Linked DNA regions of Mus musculus: regions 2 and 3 are each linked to region 1. Evidence: chromatin loops called from intact Hi-C (ENCODE). Cell type or tissue: left cerebral cortex. All regions are shown on one strand. Each heading gives the region's core, and the rest is flanking DNA. Links, peaks and the distances in the headings are about the cores only.

What was found. Hi-C counts contacts between places; a loop is a spot of excess contacts. Peaks named below come from ENCODE experiments on the same cell type or tissue, not always from the same donor. Only the 100,000 strongest peaks of a DNase experiment are listed, where the experiment ranks them.
Region 2: a loop joins it to region 1, with 6 times the contacts of the local background. A loop is called at or near these places in 5 of 42 quality-filtered maps.
Region 3: it touches region 1 in a loop (8-fold over the local background); 38 of 42 quality-filtered maps call a loop at or near these places.

Annotation. Positions count from the first base shown.
Region 1 is chr8:114,366,488-114,372,636 of GRCm38, reverse strand. Vat1l (vesicle amine transport protein 1 like) reads right to left here. Exons shown (of 9, transcript NM_173016.3): 8 at 2,702-2,785; 9 at 1-990. The coding sequence ends at 892. Among named protein-coding and RNA genes, the nearest start is that of 4933408N05Rik, 18 kb to the right of the region's middle. In left cerebral cortex, for the core only: CTCF peaks have their summits at 2,859 (motif pointing right) and 3,416 (motif pointing right); DNase peaks (open chromatin) are centred at 2,862 and 3,401; H3K4me3 peaks cover 532 bases.
Region 2 is chr8:114,202,593-114,208,741 of GRCm38, reverse strand. Vat1l (vesicle amine transport protein 1 like) reads right to left here and starts at 3,102. Exons shown (of 9, transcript NM_173016.3): 1 at 2,800-3,102. The coding sequence starts at 3,026. It overlaps Gm30272 (a long non-coding RNA gene), which reads left to right and starts at 3,108. Exons shown (of 3, transcript XR_388052.4): 1 at 3,108-3,488; 2 at 3,903-4,000. In left cerebral cortex, for the core only: no CTCF peak of the experiment used is centred there; DNase peaks (open chromatin) are centred at 1,842, 2,971, 3,105 and 3,433; H3K4me3 peaks cover 2,000 bases; H3K27ac peaks cover 378 bases.
Region 3 is chr8:114,077,560-114,083,708 of GRCm38, reverse strand. Gm30107 (a long non-coding RNA gene) reads left to right here and starts at 2,569. Exons shown (of 4, transcript XR_879214.1): 1 at 2,569-2,866. In left cerebral cortex, for the core only: a CTCF peak has its summit at 2,480 (motif pointing left); a DNase peak (open chromatin) is centred at 2,488.

The DNA of each region.
Region 1 (6,149 bases), core at 742-5,741:
CTTTTCAACCCCAAATACTGTCTTCAAGGGAGCTCTTCCTTGGGAAAGGCGTTTCCAGGGAAGGAGCTTTAAAATAGTAGTTGGTAACTACAAAGGCTGCGAGTGAGAACCCAGGTAAGTTTAATGACATCTGAGTTGGGTCTACATTGGGCACAGGGGGGACTTTGCTCATGGGATATGGTTTCAGAGGAGAGATCTCTGTAGCTTTCCCTTAGACAGACGCTGTTGAACCACCTCTATCCAGGAAAGAACCCACATCTGCCTCCCTAGGTTTATAAATAAGAACCAGAGAAGAGGGTTAATAAGAGGCTCAGACCGTAAGGTGCAGAGACACACGCAGGGACGTAGCACTTAAGAGGGAAAGTGACAAAGTAACTGCTTGGAGAAATCTGTATGTATAGGGTCGTGAATACTTCTGGCCTACTCTCCTGTCACTAGCCAAACTGGTAAGTGCCATGCTTAGAGGCATGGCTGATTGTTGGCAGGCAAAGAGTGTCATTGGCCCGAAGAAGAGTGGGGATCTGAACAGAGCTCCGTGACAACACCTTTCAATCAAGCGTGGCCTGGTTTCTGACCTTGGGCCCTGTGGGCCAGTATTAGTTTGCAAGGCTATTCTAGAACCGTCAAGAAGGACCCAAAGAAGGATGGGTTTGCTTTAAGGGAGAGGGGAGAGCGTGATACACAGACCAGGAAGGGACACAATACTGCATGGAATGGGATTGGCACTTAATTCCAAACACAACAGTGATCAACAGCTTCTTAGCTTGGCTGACTGCAGACAAACACGACACACACTGGACTACAGCATTGGTTCACTGGGGCACAGAAGAGTTCTCCTGGCGGCCATCTTCTTCCCAGCCATCCTCCACTTTCACCGATGCGAGGTCTGGCTTACTGGATGAAGGGCATCCTCTCTTTGTTCTCGCTGTCCCCTTCATGGTCCTCTTCTTCCTCCCCTGCCTCGCTGGTCTCTGTGCTGTCATTGGCCATCTGCAATTCAACAGAGGTCATGATAAAGGTCATGTATCCCACTCCCTCACCATCTCTGAGCATTGGATGAAGCATCACTGAGATGGACTGAAGCATCATGGGATGGACTGAAGCATCATGGGATGGACTGAAGCATCATGGGACGGACTTCTTTCAGACTGGTCATTTCTATATTCTATAGGAAGAAGTCTCTCTGAGGACCCCTTCTATACCCTTTACTAGTACCTGCTAAGGCTCTGCTGCCGCCTTTAACATCACTTCATAGCTCTGGAGATAACCTCCTTGGGTCCATCCTGATTCTCACGATGTTCTGGATTCAGCTTGACTTCATGTTGTCATCCCTTCAATTCTAGCTTTCCATCTAGAAGGGATGAGACATCTTCCCTACCACTGACGCTTCAAATACCCATGCTTCACTGTCTCTTTCTTCCTTTGGGTGTCAGGGTAAGAACATTCTCAGAAAACAGGAACTATAACTCAACAGGGGTAGAGCTGAGCTCTTGTTGGCCCAAATGGGAGCATCTTTTGGTTTTCATGTGACGGGTTCTGACCCTTGGTCAAGTAAACCTAACCCTAGACCAAGGACCATCAGAACATCATGGGTTCGTGGAGACAGGCATTGCCTTTGCATGGAAAGCCAGTGCCAGATAGTTTGTTTAAATGCAATAGTTGGCCAGGGCAGCTCTAGAACCTTCTATGCACGGTACTGAAAGAGACATATTTACGTAGACCACAGTGTATTTGCGTGGGAGTCCTTGGACCCTAGCTCTTCCTTCCTAATTCCACAATATCATTCCCTACTTCAATAGTCCTGTGATGTCATATTTTTAAAAACTATATTCATGTTGTTATCAGCAATGTAAGTGGCACAAATGACCCTTCCTTTAACTCTCTTGTGTGGAGTGAAATTGCGGTACACCTAAGCTATAGAAGACAAGAATCTGTTTCTGAAAACATACACTTGGGCTGAGAACCATAGATCATTTTACTTATTTCACTTCTATTTCTTGAAAGTGGCAGATACTGCTGCACAAACCTCCATACTTTCTTTGTTTGGCCTACCTAGAACTTAGAGGGGTGGGCCATACTCAGCACCTGCCTTTCTAACTGACTGAGAGGAACCTGTCAGTCTCTTGCTTATAAATAGGACCAAAGGTGGTGGGCTAAACTTTCCCAGGTTGCAAATGGGACTGAGAACCCAGCTTTGAATGCAAGCACTCAGAGGTTCAAGGCTACATCCTATGCCATCTGTCCCCCAAAGATGCTAGTTTGGGACCAGGTAAATCTTATGTGCTGTATTCTTGTGGGTTGCTTGGATATTAGGATTTTCTCCCGACGAAAGCAAGTGAATTCAAGAGGAATACCAGAAGAATCCTGAAGGTAGTGAGCACCAATCTGTTGGGTCCATGTATGTGCATTAAGATTAGCTAGGAAGCCTTTGCATTGGTGCCTAGACATAACAGTTGTAAATGTTTGGTTTTTTCCTATCCATTTTCTGTCTGTCCCCACTCAGCAATTTTCCTGTCTTTCTCAAACACTTTAATTTTTCCATCTCCACTTTCATTAGTCCGTGGCTAATCCCTCATTCTGGCATCATGGGAGAGCTTGCAAACTGCCTGTATTTCCTCGGACACCAGCTCTGACTACTTCTGACGATCCATCGGTTTGTCTTTGGTGTTGAGCTGGGTAGTTCCCTCTACGTTCCACTTACCAGCGGGGTCGGCGTCTTTTCCACATCCAGAATTAACTTCCCGATGTTCCCTCGGTCGTGGATGCGCTGCATGGCCTCTTTTACCTGGGGCACAAGACATGAGAGACATGAGTGAAATCAGGAAAATGTGCCCGAAGAAGGCAATCCACCCGCCTTCCACCAGAGGGCGCTACAGCTCAAATAGTGGTTCAGCCAGCAACTTTTTGTGGCGCAAATCTATTCAATCGACTCCTGTCAGTCACACATGCTGACCTGTCCTGTAAGTCTTCTGGGTCTGAAAAATAAGGGTTGTAGTTTTCACAACGAAAGGATAAATATATATTTTATAAGTCAGAATGGTCTGGCAGAATGTTAAACAATGAGAGTATTTGTGAGGGTTTGAGACCTGCCTACTTAAGTGTTACGTAACTCTGCTTCATAATTTTTGGCTAAATAAGCTAGTTACCAGGGCAAAACCCGCATTTGCGAAATCCCTTAGCTTTCTAGTTGCTGGGGTAAAACTGCTTCTACCTAGCGGCACTCTCGTTAGAGGAGCATCTTCCCTAGAAACAAGGACCTATGGTTTCCTTTCCCACGTCCAGGCGCTTATCAGACTCACGAATGTCACTGCGGGACCGGATGGGGACAAGGATGGGGGACAGTGATCACCTGCGAAAGGAAAGTCCATTTGTTCTGAGCCTTTCTTTTTGCTGCTGTGCAGAACATGAACTGCAGGGGGCGCTGTGGGGATTAATAGAGAAGACACTGAACCTTGCCTGCCCTCCATGTATGTCTCAAGTGAAATCTAAACGGGATGCAACATCTCTTGCCTCACAAAAGTCAATTTATAAAAACTTAAAATAGGTTGAGTCTAAATATTTTTGTAAAGTCTCACAATTTTAATACTCTTGTTCCTTCAGCTTCAAGGTTAGATGCTCTGACATTAAAAAAAAAAAAGTCAGACATCGTTAACTGCGCATAGGGAACTCAGCCTGTGGCTGATGGAGAAATGTTTGCTTATTTGAAAATCAAAGGCTTCTTGCTATTCATTTGAATCCAAACTCACAGAACCATTAAAATGTTTGTGTTCAAATTGCTTTTCTGGGACTTTAGAGACACAATTCCATTTATGGGAGAAAAACATAAAAGATAATGACTTCGTTGCTTTTAGTGGCAAAACACTGAAACAGCTTATGTGTCGAAGTAAAGGGATGGGTAAATAAACAATGGCTTTTTACATTCATCTACCAAGTGGGGATGTTGCAGAGCTGTTAAGGAAAAGAAAGATATATGCCACTAATTATAAAGTAGACACGGCAGGATCGAATGCTTTTGTAATCTTGCTAAATGAGAAAACCGAAAGAAGTACTTTTATTTACATCTCTATAAAAATGTAGGTATTGTAAAACAGCTGGGAAGGAAGGCTTGCAGGTGTGCCTTGAAAGTCAGGCGGAGAAAAGGAGGGCATTTTGACTCTACCATCCAAATAATATTATGCAGTCATGTGCTGTCAAATCAACACTTAATATAAATTCCATGGGTCTTTCCAATGCAGTTTTTTTGGTCTCTATGCGATGAGGAACAACCTGTTTTTTAGACTGAGAATGTCAGGTAATTGTGAATTATTATTATTATTATTGACCCCGATAAACAAACCAGTTGAGTCCTTCCATTTACATGATGACTTCTGAAGTATTTTCACACTTGGTCATAAAACCTGGTACCATTGGTCACCCCTGACCATCTGTGGAGGCTGATTCTGAAGCTCTCCACGGACTCCAACATAGAACCTACATAGAACCTACACACATTTCCCCATAGACTTTTTTTTTTCCTAGATTATTTGTTCCACCAAGTACCACATGATACTGTGCTCTTCGACTGTCTAGCAAATCACGAAAGCAAATCAAAGTCTTCACATTCAGGGCCTGGAGAGATGGCTCAGTGGTGAAGAGCACTGACTGCTCTTCTTAAGGTCATGAGTTCAAATCCCAGCAACCACATGGTGGCTCACAACCATCCATAATGAGAACTGATGCTCTCTTTTGGTGGGTCTGAAGACAGCTACAGTGTGCAATCAATCAATCAACCAATCAATCAATCTTTTTAAAAGTCTTCATGGTCATGTAATCCCCCCCCCCGCCCCCCGTATTTCCTCATCGACGTTTGCTGAAACTGCTGATGTAGAGTCTGTAGATGAGGCAGGCTCACTGTGCTTACTGAAAAGCTCTAGGTCATGGCAGATGGTTGCTAGCACAGCTCTCTGCCCCTTGTGGGATTCATATCCTTGGGTTCTTTTCTCCTTGAGTGTAGGCTGGAGCTAAGGGACCTGCTGCCTTCCCTGCAGAGCACAGCAGAAGGGATGGTCTCCTCTTTTCAAGATGAAGTTAGCAAATGGCCACAGCATCCACAAGGCAATGACTCTAGAGAGGCATACTGTGTTAATGGGAGGCTGCCCTGTGGAATCCCTACATGACCGAGACCTAAGACGAATTCCATCCAATAGCCAGTAAGCAACTAAGACCCTCAGCCCTTCTGAGGAACTGAATCTTGCCAACAACCCCCAAAGAACTTAGAAGTAGTAAATACTTGTCCAGTTAAACCTTGAAATGAGATCATATTTCAGCTGACATCTTGACTGTAGCCTTGTGGAAGCCAAAGGACCCAGCTAAATCATACCTGGCTCCTGGCACCCCATTCTGAGCTTATGAAATTACAAATGCTTTTACAATTCACCGGGGTTCTTTTGAGAGGGGTGTAAGTGAAGTAATAAATATTTAACAGACTCTTACTTTGCATATATAATGCTTAGCTTGCAAGGATCATATCGTGCCCATTTTAAGGATAAGTGCCCTACACCTAAAGAACATAAGTAATTCACTCAAAGATGACATGGCTACAGGCAACAACAGAGTGTGGTTCAGAATTAGGTTGGAGAGAGTTCAAATCCAGCAGTTCCCTCTCAGTTTTACCTAGAACAGACTGTTTCACTGATTTCTCAGAAGTAGAAGGACTCATTAGCCCATTCATGGTAGATTCTGGCAAAACACTTGACCACTGCCCTCAGTCCCACACTGTCTAATTCTAGGCAATTGCTCTACCACTGAATTATACCTCTATCTCTTCACTGGTGAATAATGGCTAAGCACTGCACTACTGCGCCATGTTCCTAGACCTTTCCTGATTGGTTCTATCCTGGTACTCTACTGCTGATCCAATCCCCAACCCCTTACAGACAGATTGTAGGCAACTGGTCTACCACTGAGCCATGTCCCAATCCCTTCCTGATGCATTCTTGACCAATGAGCCACACCCCCCCCCCAAGTCTACTTTTTACTTTTTAATTTGAGACAGGGTTTCACTACGTTTCTCAGGGTATCTTGGAACTCCAGTCTGTAGTCCAGGTAGATAATGAGTTTGTAATCCTCCTGTCTCAGCATCTGCAACAACAACCACGATGACAGGAGAC
Region 2 (6,149 bases), core at 516-5,515, 160 kb after region 1:
CCTGGGGACACACAAATACACATCCTAACTGCTGGTTGTGTGATATATTTGACAAGTCACCCAATGTCCCCAATACTCAATTTGTTCTTTAAGAAAGATACCTGCTCAATCAATCCACAAATACCATTTTTTTCCTGCTTCTTCTTGTCTACTTTTATAATTACAGAGTCACCAACTTGAACCCTTGTCCTAGGTCTAATAGTAGTTCAGATATGCTGTGCTTTGTTTCCATCAAAAAGGACATCTTATTTGATGACAAAGGGTTTCAAAAAAAAAAAAACAAAACAAAAACAGAGAGCAGATAAAAGGAGGACCTTCAGTTGCAAGGCCCCAGTTGATTCATAAAAACATGGAATGAGTCACGTTGCCTCTCAAGGCAGAAACTTATAATCAATGGGACTCTTTGACCAGCCAATCCCAGCCCAGTGGAGGATGACAAACCCAGAGGGCCATCTCCACAAGCTACGCCAATGCTGCTGCCTTGCAAACTGATTCTTACTTGGTGAAAGAAAAACTCAATCTGAGCTCACTGCTGTACTATATTCCTAGTATAGACCAGGTCTCTATGGCTTTCTGAATAAGCGGGGCTTCTGTAGAGGTGTGTGTGTGTGTGTGTGTGTGTGTGTGTGTGTGTGTGTGTGTGCGTGTGTGTGTGTGTGTGCATGTGTGTGTGTGTGTGCATGTGTGTGTACACATTTTGTTTTTAGGCTCCATTAAAGAACATGTATGCCAGGCTTTGAAAATCATCTCCTTGCCTCCTCACTTTTATCTTGAAATTATTTCAAAACATCCCTGCCCCTACAGGCATTTTCTGGAAGTTAGCATGAGGCTACAAAATACAATACCGAAAGCTGAAGAATACAGGCTGATTTGTATTACACACGGAGTTCAATTTTTTAAACTGTGGCCCTAACAGTTATTCTTGGAATATGTTCTCAAGGGTCCTAGACCTCCATCTTCAGCGTGAATGAAAGTTTATGTCTCTCTCTGTCTCTCTGTCTCTCTGTCTCTGTCTGTCTCTGTCTGTCTCTCTCACATACACACACACACACACACACAAACACACACACTTGTGTATAAATATGTATACATAATATTTTTGATGAGGTGGTTAAGGAAAGAAAGTTATTCATACATGGTAATTATGCTAGGTTGATGGACTTCTATCAACAAATAAAGAAAAATGACTACCCACACTCCCCCCTCCAAGTTACCCCACCCTCAATCCATTCACCTGTCACCACTTAGACTATGCAGTGTGCCAACTCTGCTATATGATGGCAATATATTGCTGAATAGGGTGGGTAAAACCTCTGCCTGCTGGGACCAATCACCCTGGCTTCCTAAGAGTTAATGAAACGGAAGCTACAGGATCCCCAGACTGCTAAATTCTTCCTCTCTTGCCCTGAAATCCTCCACTTGCCAGAGAAAACCTCAGAACACTGTTTAATGTCAAGAAGAACATGTATGAAGAACTAACCATGGATCAGTGCCCGCTGCGCTCACCAGCTGCCTTCTGATCTGGCAAATAAAACCCACCTGCTGTCAAGGTGGTGCAGGGGCCAAAAGGAGCTTTTTGCATTTTTTTTCCCCTGCCTTCAGATCAGGTTATAGATGCTGGCTTTTTTTTCCAGATCTGTCCTAAGCAGGTTTGAGTTTGCTGCTATTTCTAAGAAGTAGAAACGCCAGGGGCTTAGGAGATCCAGCCAACCCTTGTAAGATTCACAGTTACTGTAGAATGCGGGGTCCAGCGAGCAGCTCTATCAGTCTGCACCCCACTAGACTTCAGGGACATGGGAGTGCAGTGCCTCCCCAGGCAGAGACAAGCTTTCTCACTTACACACTACTGGGGAAATCTCTGCTGTTCTAGGCACTGGCAAGTTTCCCCAGGAGAATAGCGGACCTCTTAGAGTGTGGGCTCCTTCTGCGGCCACCACAGGAGTTCGTTCCTAAGGAATAGGATGGGGCTTTCCCAGCCAGGAGGAAAGCAGAAGATGCAGTGGGGGAGAGAAGGCTGCATCCCTGGTCTCACCTTTCACCCAGCTTAGAGGCCGAGGATTTAACCCTCTTGATTCTCAGTTCCTTCTCTCACAGTAAGTACTGGGAAGGAGATACACAAGGGCATGCACCCTGCCTTCAGCCCCATTTGGACGCAGAGAGGTGAAAAGGGAGATCAAGTGTCAAGTGGCAGCCACACCACTTACTGGCAGCTCAGCGATCTTGGCAGATCATTTATTTTCCCCCATCCACTGTTTTTCTCACCTCTAAAGCTGGGCACCTGACTTACTGGGTCTCAGGAAGTATTAAACGGGATCGTATATGTAAAACTCCAGAAAGAAAGAAAGAAAGAAAGAAAGAAAGAAAGAAAGAAAGAAAGAAAGAAAGAAAGAAAACAAACTAGCACCAGGAACTACGTGTATATACACGGCGATTGTTATTTTTTTTAACCATGCTAACGATCAAGTCCCACCCTTACGTCCCTCCCAGTGTTAGGAGCTGAGTTGTCCTACAAGAGGGGCACAAGGCAATTTTCCAGACCTCAAGTCCTAGGCACCACTATCCTTCCTGTCACCCTACATCTGGTGTGGGGAGAAGGACCACCTCTGAGCATCCTCCCCAGGCTCCAGTGGCTTGGGCTACCCGGGAGGTTCTGAGAGCCAAGTGTGAATGCAGAGAGGGTGCTCGCTGACTGTGGGTGCTGGGTACCTGGGGCAGCATCCCCAATCTAGGCTCTCCCACCCACTGCCGGTGCGCCCAGCGCGGAAAGAGAGAAAAACCAAAAAGTCGTGGATACTGGACCAGGCTTTGACGCGGATCTTGAGCTCGCCGTCCTGTGGCTCCGGCATGGCCTTTCTAGAGAGCCTCAGCTTGTTGAGTCCGCCGAAGCCGGCCAGCACCACAGCGCGCATCTCCTGGGCATCCCCGAGGCGGTGGGAGCCGTCGCCGCCCTCAGCAGGTTCCTTGCTGGTCTCCTTCTCAATCATTTGTTCGGTCTCCTCCGCTTTCTCTACGCCTTCCTTAGCCATGGCGCTCGAGGGGCCGCGGGGCGCACAGGCTGCGGTTGTGAAGGGGTCGGGTCTGCTCTCCCGCGGGTTCCTCCTGTTGAATGTGGGATGCTCTTCAGTGCAATGGCTGCAACCTCTGTGAGCGGAGCCGCGGTCCACCGCCTCCGCCGTAATCCTTAGAGGAGCCGCGCCCTAGCGCCCCACCCCCTCCCTCACATTTCCTCCTACTTACTCCAAAACAAATCTCAAGTCCACCTTTTGTGCTAGTACTAAGTCAGGCTATTTGTCTCAACACTAAAAACAGATTTCCCCAAGACTCTTGAATACAAACACAGAAGAAGAGGCCGGATGGCTACTCCAACCCCTACAATGGGCAAATACTTGGGTATATACGGCACAGACTCTGGCGCCTTGAAATGGACAGAGACGAATGTCTGGGCCTGGAGGATGCTGCGAGAGACAAGGTTGCCTCTTCTCCCGCGGGTAGGCAGGGATGGGAGGGATAGCTGGGAAATTGGGCTGTTTCCCATCTGCTGGTTCTGAGTGGAGCGGCAGGGAGGTGCGGGAAGTTAAAGATACATCCCAAGTAAGGCTCCAAAGAGCCAGGTCCAGTCTTTTCCATCTGGACGCCACCCCCCACCCCCACCCCTGTCACTAGGGATGCTGTTTCTGGACTTCTGTGGCTTCCTTATGACAGTTAGTTCTCAGTACCCATGCTTTTTTTTCTAGGAAAGAGGCTCCCAGAACAAGCCTGTTTCCTGCTAGGACCTCCAGAGGACCAAATTCTCTCTCTCTCTCCTCTCTCTCTCTCTCTCTCCCTCTTTCTCTCTCTCCCTTTCTCCCCCCTCCCTCCTCCCTCCCCCCTCCCCTCCCCACACCTGCCTTTTGTTTTGCAAGGTTACAGAAAAACAACAACAACAACAACAACAACAACAAAAAAAACGAGTACTTTCCCCAGCAGTGTTTGGTGACACATCTGTAGTATGGAAGCTGAGGTAGGGCGACCCTGTCTTAAAAAACCTAAACAAGAATTTAAAATTGCTGGGCGCGTGCGTGCGTGTGTATGTGTGTGTATGTGTGTGTGTACGCGCGTGCGCGCAACGCCTTTAATTTCAGAATTCCAGCAACCAGGAGGCAGATGAATTTCTCATGAATCTGAGGATAGACTGGTCTACATAGTGAGTTCCAGGGTGGCCAGCTCTACATAGTGAGACCCTTTCTCCAAAAATAAAATAAAAAAATAACAAAACTACAGATGCAATCCAATCATATCCATCACATAATAAATTCTGATTCTTAAAAAAAGGTCATTTGTGCTATCTTAAAAGGCGAGATAGGAGTTGCCTTGTGCGGTGTAAGAGATCCAATTTCTCAGCTCAGGTGCCTGTGTCAGTTTAGGCAGCTCCCATCCTTGAGCTCTCAGAGATGGTGAAGATCTCGGTCCCAGTGAGAGAGGCTATCAGGACACAGTGATCTCAGGAGTATGGCAAATTGAGCCCAGGACAATCAGTCTCTCCTCCTCCTATTACTCCTGTGCCTCTGTTTTAAAACTTTGGTTCACCTGGAAAAAAATCATTCTGTCCTCCAAATTAACTCAGAACTCTGCAGTTGCTGTGCCCTTGACTTTGGATGCTCAGCACACCACCGTTATTAGGGTTAATTCCAAAATCCAGATTCATCCAGAGTATCACTTTCTTGTGCAAAATTCACCAACTCCCAGGCTGAGTCCTTCACGGCTAAAGTGTGTGCCAGTTTGTAACTGTAATATGATTTCTTTTGACAATGTCTTCTTCCTTTGCCCAGCTTAAACTTCAGGTGCGCAGGAGCTGTGCTACTTTTTATCCAACCCTGTTTTCCTAAGCATAGCTCATGATTGGTCCATAGTCAAACATGTTTGATGAACGATTGAGCCAAGGTAAGCAGGTGCCGCTGTGGAGCCCCAGAGCATGGAACTATCAACTCATCCTATGGGGTTGTAGGAATTCTCAGGAAGGAGGGGCTACATGAGCTAGTTCTGCAGTCCAAGAAGATTCCAGGCCCACTGAGCCCAGACAAAGGTGACAGGTGAACACGACCTTCAGAGATGGCTCATGGGTTCTGTGAGCTGCAGTCCCTGCAGAGGAAGCTGAAGACAGCGATATTTGGGGATGGTCTCTGAATTATGATATTATTATTATTATTATATAATCGTGGAGGTGATAGGAACCATCCATAGCTTCAAATAGAAAAATGAGGGACCAGAATGACCAGAACGGCATTTGGGGTAATAATGTTGCAATAAGTGGGCAGCGAGTGAGATGATAGCTCTCTGGAAGCACAGTGATTGGTTAGAGATGAAAGATTGGGCTCAGAGCTCAGACAGAAACAGACGATGCAGGTGACAGGCAATGGTTATGCACAGGAGGGCGAGGGCAGAGGGAGGAGCTGAATTTTATCGTCAATCCAGTTAAGAACCCGGTACACTTTGTGAAATAGGGTATTCAGGCAGGATTCAGTCCTGGAGTAAGGATTGGCATTCCCGTGGTCTATTTTGGGGGTAATCCCAGGAAGCTTCGGTTATGAATTCGGAAAGTGAGATAGAAAAAATGGTAGAAGTCAATACAGAGTGCTTTTAAGAGCAGATTACCACAATGGATGAATGGAGTTAAAACTGTAGGAGACCTTGGGGGATACATTGTGGATGAAATAAATCCCAGAGTTGTCTCATTCAAGAAGCAGGGAACTTGCTATTTAGCCACTGAACTCTGTGTATGGTTGGCCAATAGCTGTTCCTGGGAGTGTTTGGTCTACCCTGCCCTTGGTGTCTAGCAAAGAATCCCCAAGCTGAGAGACTCCCCTGCTGTCCGTGGGACGCTGGTCACTGTCATTCTGCACATGGGGGCACGTGGGTCTTAAGTAGAGGTGGCTTCAGTGTTGATAACACAGCAATGTACAGCTGTGTGGGCCATGTCTGCTGTTCTGGACATCGAGTGTGATATTAAGATTTCAGAATAACCTCATGAAGTAAGGATGGCTATTTCCACCAGTCAGTAGGGAAATTGTGTCTTAAGTGACTTGGCATAGCTAACATATCGGTTCTTTTGGATAAGAGAAAACGGACTCCAAGTTCATTCTCTTAGCATCTCACCATGTGTGTTTGTTGAA
Region 3 (6,149 bases), core at 552-5,551, 290 kb after region 1:
ACAAATAACGCATACAGAACACAGAAGAGGGTTTGAATACAGATAGGAATTACTTGTAATTTCTAGCTTAAACTCTCATCTGGGCTCCTTGATCTGAGCTTTCACAGAAAATAGAAACATGATAAGCCTGTTCTGATCCTCTAACCTTTCACCTTTTGGTAATGAAATCTTTCAAAATCTATTTATTTATTTATTATTCATTCATTGACTCATTCATTCACTCACTCATTCATTTATATAGCTATGTGCCTACATGAGTTTATATGTGCCAGGTATGTACAGGTGCCCATAGTGGCCAGAAGAGGGCGTCAGATCCCCTGAAACTGAAGTTATAGGCAGTGTGAGCTGCTGTGTGAATGTTAGGTGCCCAGTCTGGATCCTCTGCAGGAGCAGTGAGTGTTCCTAATCCTGGATTCATCCATCCAGTCCCTGACTGGATCCTCTTAACTCTCAGTTTTCTATTAGTAATATTAGCACATTCTGGAAATACGTCAGAGGATTATATTGATATTTTTCTTTCCTTTTCTTTTTCTTTCTTTTAGAAATACTACTTATAGATAGAGCCTAGCCCAAGCTCAGTTCCCCAAATCACTGGCTGTGAATGAGATTAGCTATGACTCCCATGATATCGCCTGTTGGATTTGTGGGGTGCATTTTGTTAGAATGTGCTAGCAGGTGAGCTCTTTGGGGAAGGGCAGTTGTGATCTGTGTTTGTAGCACAAAGAACAGTACCAGGCATATGATCATTGTTCTACAAAAAAAAAAAAATACCTCTATCCATCAAGCCAAATGGTGCTTCATTGTACAGACGAGAGAAGCAAGGTACAGAGACAGTGAGTGTCATGGAGGCAGCAGATCTCTGATGGAACCCAGTAATATGGCTTCCCTGTTGAAAGTATTAAGCCCACTATGAACACAGAATGGAGTCAGTGTTGAAAAAAATAAATAAAGGAAAGCAGAATTATAAAATACCGTAGGCTCTAGCTCAGGAAGGGGCTTTTGGCTTTCACTGTGTAGCCAGAACTAGTTTGGAACTTGCAGTGTAGCCCAGGCTGATTTTAAATACATGACTGATTTCATGCCTCAGCCTCTGGAGTTCCGAAATGGCAGGTATAAGCCTTTTTGGAACTCCTGTTTGTAGCCGGAGTTCATGCCTGATTGACGAGCAGTTGAATCCTGCTTCGCATGGAGCCTTCCTATCAAAACTTTACCTGGGAGCTCTGAGAACTTCAGCTTTCCCATGCTTCTGCCTTGAGGATGTTGGTGGGCCTCTATTAAGAAGGCATGAGTGACCAAGGGTAGAAAGTGGTCCTCATTTGAATAAGGGCCAATAGTTGGTGGTGGACAGCATGTTTACCTGTGTGGAAGCCCCTGGAAACAATGATGGACAGCGGCTGAAGCCTATCTTCTGGAGTTCCGGGTCAGAGCTGTGGTTTTCTATCACCACATCCCTGGTGAAATGTTTGTAATGCAGTGGCATGATGTAGCAGGAGGGGCTGCCTTAGCAGGCCCACACTGAGACATCCTCCCCTGAAGGACCAACCATATGACAGGGCTAGTGTAAATGAAGTTTATTTTGGGGTATGAGTAGTGGGATTGAAAAGGGAATAGAGGCAGAGAAAGAGAGGGGACAGAGAGAGACAGAGACAGAGACAGAGAAAGGAGAGAGAAAGAAGAGGCCAGGAACATGCGGAGAGAGAAAAGGGGAGGAGGGCGGAGAGGGAGGAAGGGAGGAAGGGAGAGAGGGAGGGGGAGAGGGAGAGGGGGAAGGAAAGGCCAAATCTATAGCAAACCAGGCTGGTACCTGGCTGTTGCTAGGTAACTGTTGGGAGGAGACTAGACGAAATGCTAACACCTAGGTAATTTATTTCATCACTCTGCATCACTCTGTGGCTTTGTGTCCTTGCCTGGAAAATGAGCATTAATATTATTTGTTTTATTGAGGTGGTGGGAGGGCTGCATTTGTGCCTTGCACGTGCCTAATGCATCACTGGAAAAGATGCCCCTCCCATCGTCTTGACTCCCACAGCCCACACAACCTCTGACTCTCACACTGGGGAAGAGACTATTACCTTTGATTGGAAGGAGATAATGGAGCCACCGAGGTGTGAATAATCTCCCATGCTAATCGCCCTCCGATTTTAACCCAGGAGGCACGTCATCTGAGTTACATTTTAGTAAGTTCAAAGCTTCAGGACAGTGGGATAAGGGTAAGCCATGAATACTATAGACCTTTAGATGGCAAATTAAGTTTGGGGGTCACTTGCATAATATTTTATAGCTGTGGGAAGCTGACATCGCTAGGTTAATAGTCCAATGACTGGGCCAGGCACAGTGACTGTCATCTCTAAATATTTCTCGTGCTGTCATCTCTGAGAGCATTGACAATAATTTGTTCTATGCCCCTGTCGCTAACCCTCATCCATTTCCTTGTTTAGACCCAGAACAGAGGAGCTTGGGTGTGTTGTGTAATCCTGCCCTCTGCTGGTTGTAACACATACTACAGCCAGGAAGAAAACCACCCCCACCCAGCTGCCCCCAAACAACCAGAAAACCGAGGCCAACATCATGCTGAGAGTAAGATGCTGGAAGATGCTGTGAGGAGACCATAATGCTGGGTGCCTTGGTAGTATGCAGGAGGGAGTTTCCTGAAAATCTAGTACTGGTGTAAGAAGATAGTTTTATTTTAAAAAGCAGGGATCCATTAGAAAGGGTGTTTGTGTTCCTAACAATCTCCAAGATTTCAGCAATTTTGGAAAAGCTACCAATTCATCCTCCGGATTAATTATCACTCTCCTGCATGGCAATTCCCGAGAATAAAAAACGGTGTTTTAGGAGAATCCTGGTTTTCCTGACTTGGAAGCTGGTGAGCATTTGTTTTATTGAATTGGTGTGTGTGTGTGTGTGTGTGTGTGTGTGTGTGTGTGCTGCACCATGCATGCGGAGCTCAGTGGACAATGTTTAGGAGCCAGTTTTCTCCTTTTACCTTTGAGGGTTCCAGGGCCAGAACTGGGAATTGTCAGGCTAGCAGGGCAAGTGCCCATACCTTCTGAACCATCTTGACACACTAACCCATGGGCAAAATGGATCAAAAAGGCCTAACTGAGCACATATTAAAAGTAAATGAAAGAGTTGCAAATGCATTCGCTTTAAGAGACATGTGGTGAAGATGGGCTGGGTCTCAGCCGTGGGATGTCATTATCATGTCAAGGAGGGGGCAGTTCAGAGTGGAGCCAATGTGTTATGACATTGGTCTTGCTTATTGACTCTTAGTGACCCTTGTCAGACTCCAGCGATCCACAATAACAGGGCAATGTCTGATGTGTTGGCTTTATTAACTGTTTCATCCTGGTATTAAGTCATATTTCCTTGTATACACAAGATGATCAATAATGTAATAAATTTATAATTTATTAAAGCTCTGCTGACCATCTCTGAGTCATATACACGTTTACATTTGAAAGGTCCTTTATGCTTATGAATATTCTCTTGGAGTGTGTGTGTGTGTGTGTGTGTTGAGATAGTCTCATGTAGCCCATGTTGGCCTCTGATTTGCTACATAGTCAAGATGAGCTTCCTGTCTCTTCCTCCTAGGTGCCAGGATGATTGTTGCACACCATACCTAGCATAGAGGAATGCCTGTAGGCTGGACATTATCCACATGGACTGACTGACCATGGGGTTAAATAGCTCCCTACAGCAGGACATTACATGGTTCCACATTGTACCTTGTGATGACGAATGTCCTATGAAAGTTCCTGAAAAACAAATATTCGCATACATTTTCAATGCAGTTTTGGAGACAAGGTCTTCCTGCATAACCACGGTTGGGTTTTGAATTCTGGACTGTAACTTTAATTTTTTTTCAAATGCCTCATTTTTAATGGTGGTTCTTAAACACTTTAACCTGACTTGTAGCGCCCCCTCCCCCGCCCAGATAATAGAAAAGAAAGGATGGGGGAGTGAACTTGGTGGGGGGGGGGAGCGAACCTGTTTAGAAAGGTTCTTTGGAGCAACCCCCATCATTGTTGTCTGGAAATGGGCTGTTCATTTCACAGGTTAGCAGCAGCAGTAATCTCTCGAAAACACTTTAGTAGAGTCAGGTTAGCAACAGCAGTGACATAGCCAGGTCTCGGCCTTGGCTTGAATCAGCAGGAGGGACACCAGGAGAAGTTCTCAGCTGTGCCTTTCTCAGGGAAGCAAAGATCAATAAAGATGTGAGACCCACAAGCATTGCACAGCTAGCTGTACCAGCAAGCCATGCTCTGTCTCAAGTCACTCCATGGAGTCCTCTTTATACCCTCCAAACATCACGTGTCCTCCATGGGTCTTGCCTCAGCAGGGCTCTTGTCTCAGCACATGCATCCAATCAGCCTGAGTCTGCAAGAAACTGCAGTACATCACCAGAAGGTTTTTGGTGTGGTTCTCTCTGTGGAGTCCTGACAAATGCAGTTCAACTACGCAATGTAAGGCAGACCAAAACATGCATGTCCTTAGCCAAGAATCCTTCATCACATGTCCTGTCATGTGTTTGCTTTAGCAGAACATGCTCTCTCCTGTGTCGGCTTCAGTGACATATTCCTTCACAAGTCTGCCTTAGCCTTTCACACCTGTGTCCACTCTAACACAAAAGTTCCTTCCCATGTGTGCCCAAGCCAAACCCCATTCAACCGACTTTCCAAAGAACCCTTAACTTTACAGTTCAATGGACCCTCCTGTCTTTAGAGTGCTGGAACGACCAGTAGGATCCACCTCACTTTCTCATCCTTGAAACTCCTACTGGGAATTAAATCCCTGGTAGCTGTGTTGCTAGATCAAAATCTTAAACTGGTAGCCAAAGGAATGCTCTTCTCCACATTACACATAGCTTAGTGGTCTTGAGCAGGGCACAGATGCACATTGAGTATTAGAGATGGTGAAAAACTAACAGAGGGTTGTATTTGAACTCAAGACTCTGGAGTTCTTTATCCTTTCTGAGCCTTTCTTTTGTACAGAGAAGCCTCTCTAATAAAACCTGAAAGCTGTATTCATCTATGGGTAGAGATACACATTTAGACAGCGATTTGGTATGCGGTTCTTGTCCAGATTTCCAGCACCAGGCATGCAGTTCCTCCTTTGGATTGGCCCTTAAATCCTGTTGAAGAGTGGTTGTTTATTTCCTATAACGTCCACGCCACTGCTGTATCCGCTATTGCGTCTGCACGCACCTATTTCTAAATTTAGATTTTATTTATTCATTTCATGTATGTGAGTGGCTCTATCTGCATGTACACCTGAATGTAGAAGAGGGCATCAGATTCCAGTACAGTATGAGACACCATGTAGTTGCTGGGAATTGAACTCAGGCCCTCCGGAAGAACAGAGCAGTTAACAGACCTCTTAACCACGGAGCTATCTATCTCTCCAGTCCCTCACTAGTGCATCTTGTTCAGCCAGAAGTTATCTTGTGGTTTTCAAGGTTCCCAACTGGGTATGATTGGTGATGCCTCTTCTCCCCAAAGACTTCACAACACCTTCCGGTACGGTGACAGTTGGTGAAGAGGGGGAAACTTACTGGTCAATCCAAGACTGATTTCTCCATGTCTTGTAGCCAGGCTGTGATGTCTTCAGCAATAGGGTTTTACCATTTGAGTTCTGGTGAATAACAAGGAACAAGGGCAAAAGCTGGCACTATCTTGTGTGCCTTTGGGACACTTCTGATGAACAAGTCTAGGGGCAGTAGCTCACACCTGGCCCTAGGCTTTGTATTTACCAATCTATGGTTTCTTGGAGAGCATCATCCCCCATGTAGAATAATTTAAGTCATTCATACACATACATACATACATACATACATACATACATACATACATAAACACACGTATATATACATACACATATATATGTGTGTTCCAGATATATATGCATATATTTTTTCAATCTTTCTTTTGATCCTTTCATTCCAATGCCTGCTATGGACTCTTCACTCTTAGGGATTCTTGACCCACAGTTCTGGTTGCCTTCAGCTCTTTCCCTGAGGAACAGTAGTAGCAACTCTGGACCATGGCTCAACGGGTATGCTCAAAAGAATTTAATATTTAGCTCTCCAGAGAAGTGAGAGAAGCAGTCATGCGCCTACTTTTTATGGCAAAAGACATTCTGGCTCGTTC